Linked DNA regions of Homo sapiens: region 2 is linked to region 1. Evidence: chromatin contacts called from ENCODE Hi-C or POLR2A ChIA-PET data. All regions are on one chromosome and are shown on one strand. The core of a region is the stretch at or near the end of the contact, and the rest is flanking DNA. Distances in the headings are between cores, read along the strand shown.

What was found. A loop is a pair of places that touch in the nucleus more often than their neighbours do. ChIA-PET counts read pairs that join two places held with the same protein, here RNA polymerase II (POLR2A). Pooled maps may share reads with other maps.
Region 2: a map of gastrocnemius medialis shows a loop between it and region 1 (3-fold over the local background). The contact joins the promoter of CYFIP1 here to the promoter of NIPA1 in region 1. A Hi-C loop is called at or near these places in 3 of 168 maps with a recorded cell type or tissue (chondrocyte, gastrocnemius medialis and heart left ventricle), 2 of 37 single-sample maps with no recorded cell type and 15 of 50 pooled maps. POLR2A ChIA-PET finds 5 or more read pairs at or near these places in 2 of 52 experiments (WTC11 and naive thymus-derived CD4-positive, alpha-beta T cell).

The regions. Positions count from the first base shown.
Region 1 is chr15:22,782,743-22,788,967 of GRCh38, reverse strand. It overlaps NIPA1 (NIPA magnesium transporter 1), which reads right to left and starts at 2,324. Exons shown (of 5, transcript NM_144599.5): 1 at 2,134-2,324. The coding sequence starts at 2,311. RefSeq lists an enhancer at 1,277-1,386 and silencers at 1,737-1,866, 1,877-2,026, 2,097-2,456, 2,419-2,652.
Region 2 is chr15:22,976,530-22,982,754 of GRCh38, reverse strand. It overlaps CYFIP1 (cytoplasmic FMR1 interacting protein 1), which reads left to right and starts at 2,387. Exons shown (of 31, transcript NM_014608.6): 1 at 2,387-2,468. RefSeq lists enhancers at 2,122-3,090, 3,091-4,058, 5,188-5,689, 5,690-6,189.

The DNA.
Region 1 (6,225 bases), core at 1,075-3,574:
AGTATATAGGTATAAGAAACAGCATTTATCTTTTTTTTTTTTTTTTTTAAGACAGAGCCTTGTTCTTCTCGCTCGGGCTGGAGTGCAATGGCACAATTTTGGCTCACTGCAACCTCCCCCTCCTGGGTTCAAGCAATTCTCCTGCCTCAGCCTCCCGAGTAGCTGGGATTACAGGTGTGAGCCACTGCACCCAGCTTATCATGTTTTTTTTAAAAGGCTACTCGCTTGTTTATTTTCCTATTCACCAATTCCTTTGAGCCACATGACCTGGGTTGAAATAACACAGTTTTCCTCAACTTTTTAGAAAACTAACTAAAGCTGGTATTCAGCTTTCCTTCGTTTTTCCCTAATGTCTTACATCTGGTGTTCACGTGTTCTTAGGCTCCTCCTGGTTGTGACGTGCTTTCAGATTCCATGACCTTCACAGAGGACTGGTCAGGTGTACTGCAAGATTTTTTTTTTTTTTTTTGAGATGGAGTCTTGCTCTGCCGCCCAGGCTGAGTGCAGTGGCGGATCCCGGCTCACTGCAACCTCTGTCTCCCGGGTTCAAGAGACTCTCCTGCCTCAGCCTCTCGAGTAGCTGGTACTACAGGTGCGTGCCACCACACCGGGATAATTTTTTGTATTTTTAGTAGAGATGGGGTTTCGTCGTGTTAGCCAGGATGGTCTAGATCTCCTGACCTTGTGACCCGCCCGCCTCGGCCTCCCAAAGTGCTGGGACTACAGGCACCAGCCACCGCGCCCGGCCGCAAGATGTTCTTCTACTCCGGTTTGTGTGGTGTTTTCCTCATGCTTACGCTAGGGCCGTGGATTGGGGAGGTGAGGTGCTTTCTCAGGCCATCCTATTTATAAGGTCACGCGCGTTGACCATCTCACCCAGTCCTGGGGCCTGTCACACGGACAGATGCTCCCTGAAGTGTGGCTGCGGTGTGTGTGTATCTGTGTGCCTTAGAGACAGACACATCTGCATCCTTGGAAAATCATACTTGGTTTTATTTAATTCTATTTAAATTGTATGGGAGACCACTATGCTTTCACTTTAAAGCTAAATTCCTTAAATTATCCATGATTTTATATTTTCATTCGAGACTGTCGGGCCCTTTATCTCTTCTCTGAAGCCAACGCCTGGCTCACTCAGAGAAAGTTTCACCTGCATTCCGCCATGTAAATTACGAGTTCACTTTCTCTCACAACCCAAGAGTCGGGGGCCACATCCTTCCCAGAGAGCTCTTAATATTCTTCTTCTAAGAGTATGGCCAAGAACCACAAGACTTTCTCAGTCCCTCTGGAAGCAATGGAAACGGACTGTTTCACAGCCTGCCATATCCTGCATTGGCAAACCGGTCCCGTCCGGGGCCTCCCAGCACAAACGACACTGACAGAGAGCTCTACCCCGCAGAGCACTACGGAGTGCGGTGCTGCGGCACATCCACCTGGGAAGTGGCCTTGGCCCGTCCAGGGCTTGGTTTTGGATCTGCCGCGCGTGTTCTCCAAACTGAAGATCACTTGTATTCATTTGGTGCAGGTCTAAGGCGCAGCGGGCTCCGTAAGAGCACCCCAGGAACGCACAGCCCTGAGAGCCCGCCCGGGTCTTCCTTTTGCACCAGCGAGGCCCCTGCGGGGGACTGGAAATCCCAGGTCTTGCTCTACCGAGCGTACCCTAGGAGCGGGCCGCGCATCGGCTGAAGCGGCGCTTCCAGGCGGGCGCTGGGCTCGAGCACCCCAGCACCGCGTCCGCAGGAGGCTCCCGGCCGCGGGTTGCGGGCCACGGCGAGGGCTGCCGGGCGGCGCGGGGCAGGTCTTGGACCGAGGGAAAAAGTCAGCCGGGGAAGCCCGCACACCAAAGCAAGCCGCTCCAGCCGCTGAGAACGGAGAAAAGCCGTGGCGTCGGCGAAGCGCCGGACGCTCAGGACGCACCTGTGATTCCTGGGCCGCTCCCGGGCCCGAGCGCCAGGACGCGGCGGCAGCCTGGGCACGCCGCGGGGAGCACCCGCCCGCGCAGCCTTCCCCCAACCTGGGCCCGGGCCCCGACCCCGTCCCCTGCCCCGACCCGGGCGCCCCCACCTGCGACCGCCTTCTCCGCCGCCCGCCTCCCCCACCCGCCCGCCGCCTGCCGCCTGCCGCCCGCCCTACCTCGCCGCTTGGCACGCACGATGCCCTTCTTCTGTAGCACGAACGTGGACCCGTTCACCAGGCTCGACACGACGGCCACGCCCAGGCCGAGCGACACGGCGGCGGGGCTCGGGCTACGCGCCCCCTCCCCGGCCGCCGCCGCCGCCGCCGCCGCCGCTGCCGCAGCTGCAGTCCCCATTCCGCCCGCGCCCGCCCTCCGAGCCTGCGCCTGCGCGCCGCGCCCCGCGGGGCGGGATGGGGGGTGACCGGGAGGCGCGGGCGGGGGAGGGGAGGGGGACGGGTGGGGGAGGAGCAGGAAGAGGGGCGGGGGCGGGACGGGGGTGCCAGGGACCGGCGCCTTAGGCTGCGGGGACAGCAGTGGCGCCGGACGCGGCGGCAGTGAGGGGCCGGTGAGGCGCTGGGTGGGGCGGGGGTTCCCGGATTTCGCAAATGGAAATGCAGGACTCCTGGTTAAGTTTCCAGCGCGGAGAAACACGCATACTTTCTGAGTGGTGTCCTCTGCAATATCCGGGCAGCGGAGCGCGGCAGGACGCACCGGCGGGCAGCGGTCCCCGAAGAGCCTCCAGCGGAGGCCGGCCCAACTCACCGGAGCGCGAAGCCCGGCGCGCCGCTGCAGAGATCGAAGGAGAGCCCTGGCGCTGGGCGTTTCTCTTCCGCCCTTGGCGCTAGAGTCAGCTACATGGGGCTCTGGGCTTGTGATCCCATAGTCTAGTTTCCTCGTTTTAATAAACTACAACAAGCCGGGCGCGGTGGCTCACGCCTGTAATCCCAGCACTTCGGGAGGCCGAGGCGGGTGGATCACAAGGTCAGGAGATCGAGACCATCCTGGCTAACACAGTGAAACCCCGTCTCTACTAAAAATACAAAAAATTAGCTGGGCGTCGTGGCGGAGGCCTGTAGTCCCAGCTACTCGGGAGGCTGAGCCAGGAGAAGGGTGTGAACCCGGGAGGCAGAGCTTGCAGTGAGCGGAGATCACACAACTGCACTCGAGCCTGGGCGACAGAGCGAGACTCCGTCTCAAAAAAAAAAAAAAAAAGAAACAACAACAAAATTACAAGCTTGAAAAATAGGAAAAAGTTATTTTATTTTTTTTGGAAAAAAATATTTTTTAAAGTGACTCAATTCCACAACCCTCACCTAATTATTAGTATTTTAGGTGTTTTCCCATAATGTATACATACTTTTACATGTTTCCAATTACAATATACGAAATTTCCTTTTTATTTAATATATATCAGTTTCTGTATCGGTACATAAATATGATTATTCTAATGACAGTATAATAATTTGTCTAACCATTCAGCCATTGTTGGGTGTTAGGTAGCTACCAGGTTGGTTTGTTTTTTTGAGACAGAGTCTCGCTCTGTCGCCCAGGCTGGAGTGCAATGGCGCGATCTCGGCTCACTGCAACCTTCCGCCTCCCGGATTCAAGCGATTCTCGGCCTCAGCCTCCGAGTATCTAGAATTACAGGCGTCCGCCACCACGCCCGGGTTAATTTTTGTATTTTGAGTAGAGACGCGGTTTCACCATCTTGGCAAGGCTGGTCTTGAACTCCTGACCTCAGGTGATCCGTCCGCTCTACCTCCCAAAGTGCTGGGATTACAGGCGTGAACCACCGCGCCTGGCCGGTTGCTGCCAGGTTTTGTTGTCTATAAACGATGCTACAAGCTGGGCACAGTGGCTCACACCTATAATCCCAGCACTTTGGGGACCGAGGTGGGAGGCTCGCTTGAGCTCAGACGTTCAAGACCAGCCTGGGCAACGTAGCGAGACCCGTCTCTACCAAAAAAAGAAAAAAATTAATTAGCGGGGCGTGGTGGCTTTTACCTCCAACCCCAGATACTCTGGAGGCAGAGGTGGGAGGATGGCTTGAGGTGGAGGTTGCAGTGAGCTGTTATTGCACCACTGCACTCCAGCCTGGGCAACAGAGCAAGATTGTCTCAAAAACAAACGAAAAGTATAAACCTTTTGGCAGCTTTGCATACAGCATTATTATTTTGTGAAGAAATATAAAATAGGGCCGGGGAGGTGGCTCATGACTGTAATCCCAGCACTTTGGGAGGCGGAGGCGGACGGATCCGGAGGTCAGGTGGATGGATCAGGAGGTCAAGAGATCGAGACCATCCTAGCTAACACGATGAAACCCGGTCTCTACTAAAAATACAAAAAATTAGCCGGGCATGGTGGAGGGCGCCTGTAGTCCCAGCTACTCAGGAGGCTGAGGCAGGAGAATGGCGTGAACCCGGGAGGCGGAGCTTGCAGTGAGCCGAGATGGCACCACTGCACTCCAGCCTGGGCGACGGAGTGAGACTCCGTCTCAAAAAAAAAAAGAAAAAAAAAAGAACTCCACCCCAGACATTTTTCCATGTGAGTACATAGGTTAAATGACAGGCATATTTTATCTGATGGGGAAACACATATGGGATTTTAATTAAAAACATAAAACTATATTTTGCTTGAATTTAACAAAAGAAAAACTGAAATGAAACTACAGTAACTACTGAATGACAAACATTATTTTGCCATGAGATATTACTTCCTAAAAGATACACCTAAAATTAAAGTTAGTAGGCCAGGTACAGTGGCTCATGCCTATAATCCCAGTACTTTGGGAGGCCAAGGCCAGCAGATCACTTGAGCCCAGGAGTTTGAGATCAGCCTGGGCAACATGATGAAACCCCATCTCTGCAAAAAAATACAAAAATTAGCCAGGCATGGTGACATGTGCTTGTAGTCCCAGCTACTCAGGAGGCTATGGGAGGATCACTTGACCCCAGAAGTTGAGGCTACAGTGAGCCATGATCACGCCACTGCACTCCAGCCTGGGCAACAGAAGTGAGACCCTGTCTCAAAAAAAAAAAAAAAAAAGTGAGAAACACTAAGAGGGTGGGAGTTACGTTTATTTTAACTCTGGGTTTCAATTTTGGGCTATCAATTGATTCCTTGCAAGGAGAAATGAGGAAATCAGTTCACTTTTCAGCTCCCTAAAAAATTTTTTTTTCGTCTTATGTTTTGAGATGGAGTCTTGCTCTGTCACCCAGGCTGGAGTGCAGTGGCGTGATCTTGGCTCACTGCAACCTACGCTTCATGGGTTCAACCAATTCTCTGCTTCAGCCTCCCAAGTAGCTGGGATTACAGACGCCTGCCACCACGCCTGGCGAATTTTTTTGTATTTTTAGTAGAGACAGGGTTTCACCATCTCGGCCAGGCTGGTCTTGAACTACTGACTTCGTGATCCACCAGCTTCGGCCTCCCAAAGTGCTGGGATTACAGGCGTGAGCCACTGTACCCGGCCAAGAATTGTTTCTTCTCCTTACCTAGGTAGAGACTTCTGTAGAAATGCCGGGAGATTTTTGGAGAGGGGAGATTTTTCTTTTTTTTCTTTTCTTTTCTTTTCTTTTTTTTTTTTTTTGAGATGGAGTCTCGCTCTGTTGCCCAGGCTGGAGTGCAGTGGCGCGATCTTGGCTCACTGCAAGCTCCACCTCCCGGATTCACGCCATTCTCCTGCCTCAGCCTCCCAAGTAGCTGGGACTACAAGCACCCGCCACCATGCCTGGCTAATTTTTTATGTTTTTAGTAGAGATGGGGTTTCACTGCGTTTGCCAGGATGGTCTCGATCTCCTGACCTCATGATGTGCCCGCCTTGGCCTCCCAAAGTGCTGGGATTACAGGCGTGAGCCACCGCGCCCGGTGGGAGATTTTTCAGATAAAAAATTCAGCAGTTTGGGAGGCCAAGGTGGGTGGATCATGAGGTCAGGAGTTGAAGACCAGCCTGGCCAAGATGGTGAAACCCCGTCTCTACTAAAAATACAAAAATTAGCCAGACACAATGGCAGGTGCCTGTAATCCCAGCTACTCGGGAGGCTGAGGTAGGAGAATCCCTTGAACCTGGGTGGCAGAGGTTGCAGTGAGCCGAGATAGCACCACTGCACTCCAGCCTGGGCAATAAGAGTCAGACTCCGTCTAAAAAAAAAAAAAAATTTAATGGATCTAGTTCTAAACCTCATTTTGAATCCACCCACGTTGCTCTGAAATACATTCATCTTTCCTGTGGCTAAAACCTTAAAGCCTAGCCAGTAACTCCCATTGCA
Region 2 (6,225 bases), core at 1,138-3,637, 190 kb before region 1:
CTCCTGCCTCAACCTCCCGAGTAGCTGGGATTACAGGCATGTGCCACCAGACCTGGCTAATTTTTTGTATTTTTGGTAGAAACAGGGTATGTTAGCCAGGCTGGTCTCGAACTCCTGACCTCAGATGACCTGCCCGCCTCAGCCTCCCAAAGTGTTGGAATTACAGGCGTGAGCCACCATGCCCGGCCTATTTTTTCATACTTAATTGACCCATTTATTTTTATCAAATGTCCTTTTTATCACTGATAGTGCCCCTTGAGTTGAATTCTACTTTGATATTAATATAATCACTCCACCTTTCTGATTAGCATGTCCTTTTGCATCTTTTTAATTTCAGCCTCTTTGTGTCCTTATATTTAAATTATGTCTTTTTTTTTTTTTTTTTTTGAGACCAGGTTTCACTCTTGTTGCTTAGGCTGGAGTTCAATGGCGCAATCTCAGCTAACTGCAACCTCTGCCTCCCGGGTTCAAGCGATTCTCCTGCCTCAGTCTCCTGAGTAGCTGGGATTATAGGCATGTGCCACCACACCCAGCTAATTTTGTATTTTTAGTAAAGACGGGGTTTTGCCATGTGGGTCAGGCTCGTCTTGAACTCCTGACCTCAGTTGATCCACCCGCGTTGGCCTCCGAAAGTGCTGGGATTAACAGGCATGAGTCACTGTGCCCGGCCAAAATTATGTCTTCTTAAAACAGAATATATTTGGGTCTCGTTTTTAATCCAATGTGACAATTTCTGTGTTTTAATCCATTTACAGTTAGTAAACGGATTACATGTTTAGTCCATTTACATTCAATGTGATTACTAATGTGGTTGAAGTCTAACTGCTTGCTCTTTGTCTTTGCCTTATGTGCTTTTTGCTCCTTCCTTCCTGCTTTCTTTTGGATCAAGCATATTTTTGTATTCTATTTTATCTCTTTTCTTGGATTTTTAGCTGTATTATTTTTTATTAATTGCTCTAGGGATTACAATATTTTATTATTTTAAGACGGAGTCTTGCTCTGTCGCCCAGGCCGGAGTGCAGCGACACGATCTTGGCTCACTGCAACCTCCACTTCCTGGGTTCAAGCGATTCTCCTGCCTCGGCCTCCCGAGTAGCTGGGATTACAAGCCCACACCACCATGCCCGACTAATTTTTGTATTTTTAGTAGAGACGGGGTCTTCACCATGTTGGCCAGTGTGGTCTCGAACGCCTGACCTCAGGTGATCCGCCCGCCTCGGACTCCCAAAATGCTGCGATTACAGGCGTGAGCCACTGCGCTCGGCCGGGATTACAATATTTTAAATTATCACAGTATAACTTGAATTTGGGTTCTATCATGTCATCTACAATGTAAAAACCTTTGGAATCTAATTTTGAGACTCCACCCTAGGCACAGAAAAGGAGTAATCTGCTGATTTGAAAATGTGTGGACTGGGAACCAGAATGTTATCCAAAGCCCCTGTTTTGCAGGAATGTGAGAAAGTGATATCCGAATATTGAGTCAACTGGTAGATTGTCTCAATCCGCTGGTCAGGATTCATTTGCTGCTTTTTGCCTTACCGCAGAGCACAAGCGGGGGTAACCAAACCTTCATAATCTAGAGACCAGACTAGAATATCTGATGCCCATCCTTACTGTTCTCCGTAAGAACCAGGGGTCGCGGATGAATGGGGAGTGAGGTTGCTGCGGCTGAGCGGGGCGTTTAGGGCAGTTTTCCTAAACACGCCTGTGACCAGCTGACTCCACTCAGCGTTTCCGTGTGAGGTATGTTTCTTCACCGGCCTTTCAAGATTGTTTTTTGGCACGAGCTCAAATCAGGTTTTCTTCCGTCCGCCGTTCCCGCAGGTCTGCGCACGGATTTGTCCCTGGTTCCCGCAGGCAATGGGGCCGCAGGGGCCGGCCGGGGGGGTCCCCAGCGGGCTCTGCGCGCCGACCTGCAGCTGGGACCCGCGCCTGGAACCCTCCCGACGAGCGCAGGTGAGCGCCTCCTGCCAAGTGGGGCGGCGCCACACGGGCGTCCTGGGTGTCCCCCTGAGCTCCTTCCGCAGCTCAGGCCAACCCCCGCCCTGACCCGGTGGAGCCCCGGGACAGGGTGCGGACCCCGTTCCTTCGCGCTCCGAACCGGACGGACCCGCAGGAGGACCCCACGCCCGCTCCGCTCCGACCCCGCCGTCCCGCGCAGGCTGCGGTGACCCAGGCCGGCAGGTAGCCAGGGGCTCTCTGCCTGGGAGGACACCTTCGGCGGCTGGCGTGGGGAAAGGGGCCGCCCGGCCGGGGATGCCCCGCCAGGAGGAGGGAGCGGCCGGGGCCGCGGCCGGGAGGGAGGAGCGCCGGGAGGAAGAGGCCGAGCCGGGAGAGCCCCCGCCCCGGGAGGAAGGGGAGGAGGCCGAGTGTTTCCTGGCGCATTCCCGGCCAGCCCGAGTGACTCACTCGGCCAAGGAAACTCCCAGGGCCCGCCCAGGACCCCCAAGCCGCCGCGGACGCAGGTGAGGAACCCCGCTCGCCCGCGCCTGCCCTGCGGCCTCCGCGGGGTCCGGGTCCCCCTCGGAACCTGGGCCGGCCAGGGCGGCGGCGGGGCCGGGACGGACCCCCCCCTCCCCCCCAACCCCGGCGGCGCGGCCTCCCCGGCGGCGCGGCCTCCGGGATCGTCCTGGTCCCCGCGTCCCCCAGGTCCCGGCCCCGGGCTCCCGCGCCTCCCGGGCTCCAGGTCCCCGCACTCCCTGCACTGGCTTCCCGGTCCCTGCGCCCCCGGCCTTTCGGCCTCGGCCCCGAGCTCCCCGCCCCCGCGTTCACCGCCTCGCGCCCCCGGATCCCGGATTCCGCGCCCCGGCACATGGCACAGCTCCAGTGGCGAAGGAATACCTTAGTGTTTGACGTTTTTGTTGGAAAGTAAGGAGCAGGCAGATTGTTAATGTTGCACTAAGGTCGCGCAGCAAGATCTGAACCCGTTTTTGTTTCGTGCCCCTGTGAGGAGCGGAGGGAGCCTGGTCCGCGGAGCCATTCCGGGCATTCTTGGAGAGAGGAGTTTTGGGCTTTGTTAAGGAGGCGCGATCGTTACGGAGGCAGCACTGTTTCGCACAAGCATCTGAATTGTGTATTTTAAGGCTGAAATGCGTGAGCTTAATTTGCAGCACATTGTGGGTGTGACAAGAAGGGTGCAAGAATAATCGGGAAACGGGGTTGATGGAACGTGTTTTAAGCTGAGAGGGGCGTCTGGACGGTGTCAGCTCCGCTATTAAGTCCAGTCAGGGAGCGGCTGCTGATTGAGCCCAGCGCCGCGTGGTCGCCGCTGGGGACTGAGGCTCGGGAGCGTTTGTTTTCTGGCGGCGGAGGGCACCGTGGCTGCGCCGGGAGCGGTGGTGTTTCTTGCAGTCGTCCGTCGGACTCCGGAATGAGGCGTGGTCGGAGCCGCGGTGATGCCTGGTGCAGTGCGCACATTGCTATGCTTGACAGCTTGGCGGCAGAGTCCCGGCCAGGCCGGGACCCGCGGGGGCCCCACGCATGCTGCCTTTTCCCTGCGGGTGGCCAGCGGTTTTCCAAGTGATGTCTAGATCTGCAGGCACGGAGCCTGGAAGAACGAGTCACGCTGTGAGTGGGCGCGGGCCGTAGCAGGTGTGCACTCGTAGGGCCAGTAGGGATATAGTGCCGGTGCCCTCACTGCGACCGAGGCGCCCTGGAGTCGTGGCGGAGGACGTTTCCTGCGTTAAGACAGGTGTCTGTGCTGCGCTCAAAGAAAATGTACCCCCTAAGTTTGTGTGTGTGTTTAAATTTATTTTAAACTTTTAGTAAGATTCACTTTTTGGTGTTCAGTTCAGTGAGCTGTAGCAGGTGCATGGACTGTAGTGACTTCCACCGCAGTCAGGATACTCAGGAAGGCAGCCTCTCTCCTCCCCGCTCTTGCAGCCGCCTGTCTGTTCCTCAGTCCTCCTGCTTTGCCCATTCCAGAATGTCACATGTGGGCTTGGAGTCTGGCTTGTTTCGCTTAGCATAAGGCGTTGGAGATTCAGCTATGCTCTGGTTTGTCCCTGAAGAGTAAAGATACAAGGGTCTGAAAAGTGTGGCTCTCGGATACAGCCTGAGAGAGAGACTAAAATGATAAAGTGATGAGAAAAATTACAAAACTATAGTTCATTAAAAACATTAAACAGCATAGAACCGTGTATACTAAAAGTGAAATTCCCTCGGTACTTCTAAGTAGTATAATAGTCTTTTCTGTGCATAAGTAATTTTTTAAATAACATAGTGAGATCATATTGCATATATTATCGTCATACATTTTTCACTTAATGATGTTTGGTTACTTAAAGATCTTAGCAATCTTTACATGTTGATATATATAGTCTGTACACACAGATTTCCCTCAATCTTTTAAATAACCGTATAGTATTCCTTTTTTTTTTTTTTTTTTTTTTTTTTTTTTGTGACAGAGTCTTAACTCTGTGGCCCAGACTGGAGTGCAGTGACGCAAACTCGGCTCGCCACAACCTATGCCTCCTGGGTTCAGGTGGTTCTCCCACCTCAGCCCCCTGAGTAGCTGGGATTACAGGCACGCACCACCACACCCGGCTAATTTTTGTCTTTTTAGTAGAGACGGGGTTTTGCCATGTTGCCCAGGCTGGTCTTGAACTCCTGACCTCAAGTGATCTGCCCGCCTCAGCCTCCCAAAGTGCTGGTATTACAGGCATGAGCCACTGTGCCCGGCCAAATCACTATAGTATTCTGTAGTGTGGATGTTTCATAATTTTATCAGCCTCCTGTTGATTGACATTATAGTTATTTACTGTTTTTCACCACTACAGTCAATGCTTGTGTCTGTATCTTTGTGCACATACTCAAGTTTATAATGCTAAAGGTGACTTTGGGTTTAAATAATAGCTAACATCTCCCTCCCTCCTTTGTTTTCTTTTCTTTTATGTTATGTTATTTTATTTTATTTTTTGTGAGACAGGGTTTTGCTCTTGTTGCCCAGGCTGGAGTGCAATGGTGTGATCTCGGCTCACTGCAACTTCCACCTCCTGGGTTCAAGCAATTCTCCTGCCCCAGCCTTCCGAGTAGCTGGGATTACAGGCGCCTGCCACCACACCCAGCTAATTTTTGTATTTTTAGTAGAGACAGGGTTTTGCCATGTTGGCCAGGCTGGTCTCAAACTCCTGACCTCAGGTGATCCACCCACCTCGGCCTCCCAACGTGCTGGGATTACAGGCGTGAACCACCGCGCCCACCCAAAACATATTTTATAGTGTGAAGTTTTAACTAACATGTCCAAGCTATTCTCATTGTTTTTCCTATTAAAATTTAGCCAACCCTTAGAGGCCATTGATAAAGCATGGATTAATTACACTGACATAATTTAAAAACCTTATTTTAGCCAGTGCAATAGTATCAGACAAAGAAAGAAAAGGCATACAAATTGGAAAGGGAAAATTGTCCCTATTTGCTGACAACATGATTATCTACATAGAAAATCCAGGGAATCTATGAAAAAGCTACTAGAACTAATTAATGAGGTTAGCAAGGTCACAAGATACAAAGTCAACACACAGAAGGCGACCTTATTTTTCTTTTTTTTTTTTGAGACAGAGTTTCATTCTTGTTGCCCAGGCTAGAGTGCAATGGTGCGATCTCGGCCCACCGCAACCTCTGCCTCCCGGGTTCAAGCGATTCTCCTGCCTCAGCCTCCCGAGTAGCTGGGATTACAGGCATGTGCCACCATGTCTGGCTAATTTTGTGTTTTTAGTAGAGATGGGGTTTCTCCGTGTTGGTCAGGCTGGTCTGGAACTCCCAACCTCAGGTGATCCGCCTGCCTCGGCCTCCCAAAGTGCTAGGATTATAGGCGTGAGCCACCGGGCCCGGCCTGGCGACCTTATTTCTGCATACAGCAGTGCCCCTTATCCATGGGGAGATACATGCAAAGTCAACACTATACAAGCTGACCTTATTTCTGTTTACAACAGTCCTTGTTATCCATGGACGATACGTTCCAATGGAAGCCTGAAACCTGAGATAAGACAGAACCCTCCGTGTACTGTGGTTTTTTTCCCTATACATCTATGCCTATGATAAAGCTTAATTTACAAATTAGGCGCAGTAAGAGATTACCAACAATAACTGTTCATAATATAGAATAATTATATACTGAATAAAAGTTATATAAATGTGTTCTCTCTTTCAAAATATCTTTTTGTATGCACTCACCTATTTTTGGAGGGCAGTTGACTGTAGGCAGCTATAACTGGGGAAACA